Regions from separate parts of the Mus musculus genome. Here region 2 is linked to region 1. Evidence: chromatin loops called from intact Hi-C (ENCODE). Cell type or tissue: left cerebral cortex. All regions are shown on one strand.

What was found. Peaks named below come from ENCODE experiments on the same cell type or tissue, not always from the same donor. Only the 100,000 strongest peaks of a DNase experiment are listed, where the experiment ranks them.
Region 2: a loop joins it to region 1, with 6 times the contacts of the local background. A loop is called at or near these places in 2 of 42 quality-filtered maps.

Annotation. Positions count from the first base shown.
Region 1 is chrX:163,911,674-163,914,173 of GRCm38, forward strand. The region is part of intron 2 of Ap1s2 (adaptor-related protein complex 1, sigma 2 subunit); the gene reads left to right. Among named protein-coding and RNA genes, the nearest start is that of Gm52456, 3.4 kb to the left of the region's middle. In left cerebral cortex, a CTCF peak has its summit at 1,310; a DNase peak (open chromatin) is centred at 1,313.
Region 2 is chrX:162,900,997-162,903,496 of GRCm38, forward strand. Ctps2 (cytidine 5'-triphosphate synthase 2) reads left to right here and starts at 564. Exons shown (of 19, transcript NM_001168568.1): 1 at 564-751; 2 at 2,438-2,500. The coding sequence starts at 2,477. In left cerebral cortex, a CTCF peak has its summit at 1,413 (motif pointing right); DNase peaks (open chromatin) are centred at 342, 730 and 1,339; H3K4me3 peaks cover 1,685 bases; H3K27ac peaks cover 1,168 bases.

The sequences.
Region 1 (2,500 bases):
GATTGCTTGCCTTAGGCTGAAGCAATAGCAGCAGGGAATCATTTTTAAATTAATTATATAAAAAAGACAGACAATTATTCCTGCTTAATCACCATTTTAGAAAAATTTAGTAAATTCATTACTGGGGTAAATAGGGTATTTTAAATTTTTAAGTACTTCGCTAAATTCTTGCATGCATAGATAACAGTGTAATAATTCCTTGTTATAACAAATCTATAAAATAATTACTGATATTTGGTATTTCTTTTCTGACTTTTAGAATTAATCTTATTCATAAAGATCCTGGACACATAGACCATCTCAGTATACAGATGTTTAAATACTTTGTGTATATATAGAATGTCTTTCCTAGTAGCATTTATTAATTTAAAATAGACTTTTTGCTGTGAAGGAGTTATGTTTAGATATGATAATTTTACCAAGGATAGATTTTTTTTAAAGTGATGTTTCAAAATAACTTGTAAAAAAATAGCTTTTTTACACAGTTTTTTCTTTAATGCTACATATCTTTATTTTGTTGGTAACCAAAAGTTTTCTAAGCAGTTTAAAAGAAATATAATTTCTTCTTTTATAGGATTTTTTTGAGGGAACATTTCCTTATTTCTTCCCCATTTCTGGTCCCCTTTGAATAATTTACTGAATTCAACATAAAAGCATTTCTTCATATAAAACATGGTCTTGTATGGGGAGTACTCAGAGAACAGTATGCAATTCAGTGATGGTGGAGAGAAGTGTAATTTTCTATCACTATATTTCAAATATGGGTGTGTTTTATGGAAGAGGTGGCAGGGGAAAACAGAGATTAATAGGACATTGAGACCATTAGACTTCTTCTTTCATAGTAAATTTCATCAGCTTGGGTGATTTTTGTATCCAATGTTTGGTTTAGTATTTGTTGAGAAAGATCATACATAGCATTTGAGAACTGGAAGAATCCTTAAGAACACACTTACAATCTTTTTGCCCAGGGTTAGAATCTTGAATAAAGCAAATAGAAATAGAATTGCTTTTGTGGAATCAGAAAAAGGAACCTTGTACTCTGGCTCAGTTGGTCTCTGCTCTCTGCACAAGAGACAGGTACTGGATTTGAAAAAACAGTTTATTGTTCAAATTTCAATTTATAAAAGATGAGAATTTGTGAGTGGTGACTTGGCCCAAGGTCATATACTAGTGATGGGCTTTGGGCTACAATCTAAGTCTTAAATGTGGAGGCAATAGTTTTAAATAGGTGTGGAAAGACATAGAGATCAGATTTGCATTTTCTGCAAAGAGTGCAGTAAAACAATGGCTGAGGAGTGGGCTGAGACTGGCACCTGCAGGATCAGTAGGGGACTGCATGATGATTGGTTCCTGAGCTGAGAGGCCAGAAAGACCTCTGAGAGACCTGTTACCTAGGAAAGGAAGTGGAGTCACCATGTGGCCTTTTATTGTTCCCTTGTTCTCTGATGGGATGGGGTGGGAATAGACATGGAACTTGAGGGTGGAAGTTAGACATAGCATAGCAGATAATCAGCAGGTGGAAGGGATAAAGAAGCAGCCGAGTGTGTCAGGTCAGTAAAGTCATGGAGGCAGAGCGACTTGAGAGTAAGAACACTAATGCCAGGTTTACATGAAGGTCACTAAGACTGAGAGCTCTTGGAGTCTTACGGTGAGCGTTTCATGCATTGACTGTTGCCAGAACATTTTCAGTGGAGTAGAGACAGAACTTTTGATATAATGAGGCAAAGGTGGAGAGGTGGAGAAATCAAAATAGCATGTATAGAGAGTATATAGGAGAGCTTTGCCAAGGCCAGAAGAGGTTGTAACTACCCATAGACATGAATTCTGGATTCCTGGACAGGGTTTATAAAAGGTGTGAGAAGTTTAAGCTTATTCTAGATAGTGAAAGGAGTCCCCCGTGTGGAGGAGGAAAATTCTAGCAAGAGAACAAGCCCATGAATGGGCCATTCCAAGGAAAGAGCAGGTTGGGGTGCACAGACAGCTGCCACGCAGCCCATCCCTGTCCATCTGTCCATCTCCCTACCTTTTTCAGAATTTCAAAAAGAACTCCAACCTGATCTGATAATTAGATCAAAGATTTTTTTCAAACCTAATTTGGACTTAACAAAAAGGAAAAAAGCTTTATTGAGATGTTTTGTATTCAGAAGACAAAATGTATAATGCTTTTCTTTATCCATATCACCCTGAAAACCTCATCTGCTAGCCACTTAACTGTGTACTTTGTTATTATCAGGTGATGTGCTTTCCCTGTTCCGACTGGAAGACCTTTTAAGCCAGAGACTTTCTACTGAGCGTCTAAGAAATTCTGCGCTAGCACTTGAACTGTTCCTCTTAGCGTGTTTGTTATGCCGCCCTTGTTCCCTGAGCATTTGCCATGCATGTTTTCCCTCGTGAGAGGAAGCACCGGCTATTACAATTACTATTCATAATCTCTGCAATAGAATGATTTGGGTAATATCGTTGACAATCTGAGGACTTGGGTGGTGTTGCCATGTGCCAT
Region 2 (2,500 bases), 1.0 Mb before region 1:
AGCCTGTCTTAAAAACCAAATAAAATAAAATAAAATAAAATAAAATAAAATAAATTCGCGGCTTTTCTAAAACGTCTGCTCCCTTCAAACCTGTGTCCAGTTAGATCTTTTATTTTTCAGTTGTTTTTCCTCCTTTCCTACACCTGAAACAGCCTTGGGTGTCCTTTGCCACACTTATCTTTTAAACACTCCCCCAAAGTCGCTTTGGAAGCCTTCTCTCCTACTTAGCTCTGCTCCTCCTCTCTTCCTAACTTTGGGCTAATGAAGTTCATTTACCAATGAACATGTAGATGGGCAGTGAGCTCCTAGGCAAGAATTCTGCTTTGTTTTCCTCCTTTCCCACCTTTTGCGGTGGTGGACCGCTGGGCTGCACTGTAGCAGATGGTCAAACATTTATGGTGAGTGAAGTTGGCGGGAGAATCCAAGCAAGGGGCTAGGCTAGTCGTGGGGTGGGGGTGGGGGTTCAGAGCAGTCCTGGAGCCTTCAGGGGCTGGCCTGAAGCTAGCTAACCACAGGAGGGAGGGGAGGAGGAAGGGGGTAGGGAGGGGGAAAGGGGGGAGGGAGGGGCCGGCCCATACTGTGGCCTGGGGCCAAGGACGTCTAGAGCAGAGGGTGATGGGAGCTGCCTGTGCTATAGGAAACACTTTTTAGGCGCTTGTTTTGTACTGTCCCTGGAACCCAACGCTGCAGCACTCGCAATTTCACAACCAGCGTGAGTCAGCTGGGCCGGCTGCCGGACTGCGAGGGGAAGGTGGGTGAGGAGGGCTCCTCAGTCCCTGGGGGCAGGCAGGATCGAGTGGTGACCAGAGAGCCCTAGATGCGGTCCCTGCACCCGTAGGACAGGTGAGCGCCAGGCCAGGCTGGCCGCTGGGTGGAGCCGCGTGAGCCACCCTCCAGGGCGCCCTCGCCACTGCACAGGTAACACCCCTCCTGGGCCTCTTCCCCTCCGGCCTCGGTGCCTAGAACACCATTTGTCCCCCGGGACCATTTCGGCCTTGCCCGCAGCACATTTGGGGCCTGGGCAGTTTTGTCCCCTTATAGCTGGTGCCCACGCCCAGCCCACAGCCATTCGCATCTCCCACATAGTGTTCGAAAACCTAGGCGATCCAATGGGCCTTGGGGACAGGGTGGGGGTGGGGTAAGGACAACACCCACTAGTGCCGGGTGCTCAGTCAGAGCCTGTCTCCTGGAGGTAGCTAGTGACCCGGGCTCCAAATCGGCGCGTCCCTGGGGTGTGCCTCTCCGCGCTGGATTTCACACCCCAAGCCCTATTTTTCTCTGCTTTGTGGAGCCCCGAGATGGCGTTGGCGGAAGTGAAACCACGAGACAGTGGGGCGAGCTCCGCGGGGACGGTTTTGAGTAGGCTTTCTGCACCAGCGTACAGGTTAAACAACAACCCTTCTAGCTGGCATGCTAAACTCTACCACCTGGGGGAGGCGGATGACGTCTTCAAAACAATTGATGTGTACTTTATGCTCTTGAAATGTGCCATTTCACATCAGGTCTGTGGGGTTTGACTAGATTTAGACCGTTTTCACCAACCTACAGAGGTCCTTGGTGCTCTTTTTCTTCTAGACAGTTCATTTCCCTACTCCGCCCCCTTGCACTGTTTTGATGATCACTGTCTTGGCTTAGTTTTGCTCATCACGTCATAAATCGGACATAAATCGGGCTTATCCTGTAAGTACTTCTTTGTGTTCGATTTATATTACTTTTAAAATGAGCATCGTTAGAAAGGTGTCTCTTGGTGTAGGCCTGCACAGTGGAGTGGAAATGCATGTGTGGCAAGTTGGAACAGAGATGTGTTTTAATTTGAAACCCCCCACTCCAAGCTTAGTACAAAGCTGTAACATATAGCTCACAATTGTTGCATCCATTCTCTGTCTCTGTCTCTCTCTCTGTCTCTCTGTCTCTGTCTCTCTCTGTTTGTTTCTTCTTTCTTGTTTGAGGCAGGGTCTCACTGTGTAGCCACAACTTGCCTGGAACTTGTTGTGTAGACCAGGCAGCCCTTTAACTTAGAGAGACCTACCTGTCTTTGTCTCTTGAGTACTGGGACTCATACTAGCTAACTTTATATTGTTTTTTTTTTTTGAGCTTCTTACTCTGTAGTCCAGTCTGGCTTGGATCTAATTATGTAGCCTGGGCTGGGTTTGAACTCAGAACTGTCTTCCTGCCTCAGGATTATAGGCATTGGCTATCTTACCCAATTTTTTCAACTCTAATTCTTTTTTTTTTTTCACTTCAAGTTTTATTGTGTCTCTTGCATGGTCTGCAGATAGTTTTACAGTTCATTTGCTATAGGAACTGAGCTGTGATCTAAACAATCAATGAAATGTTATTCCAACCTTAATAAATATTCATAACCATGGAAGATGGCATAGCACTTATCCTACAGCGATGACAGTCAACTCTAATTCTTAATTTGGTTGTTTCTCAGATTGCATCTGGGTATTGGCAGTCACCTATTCGCCCGCCAATGAAGTATATCCTGGTTACTGGT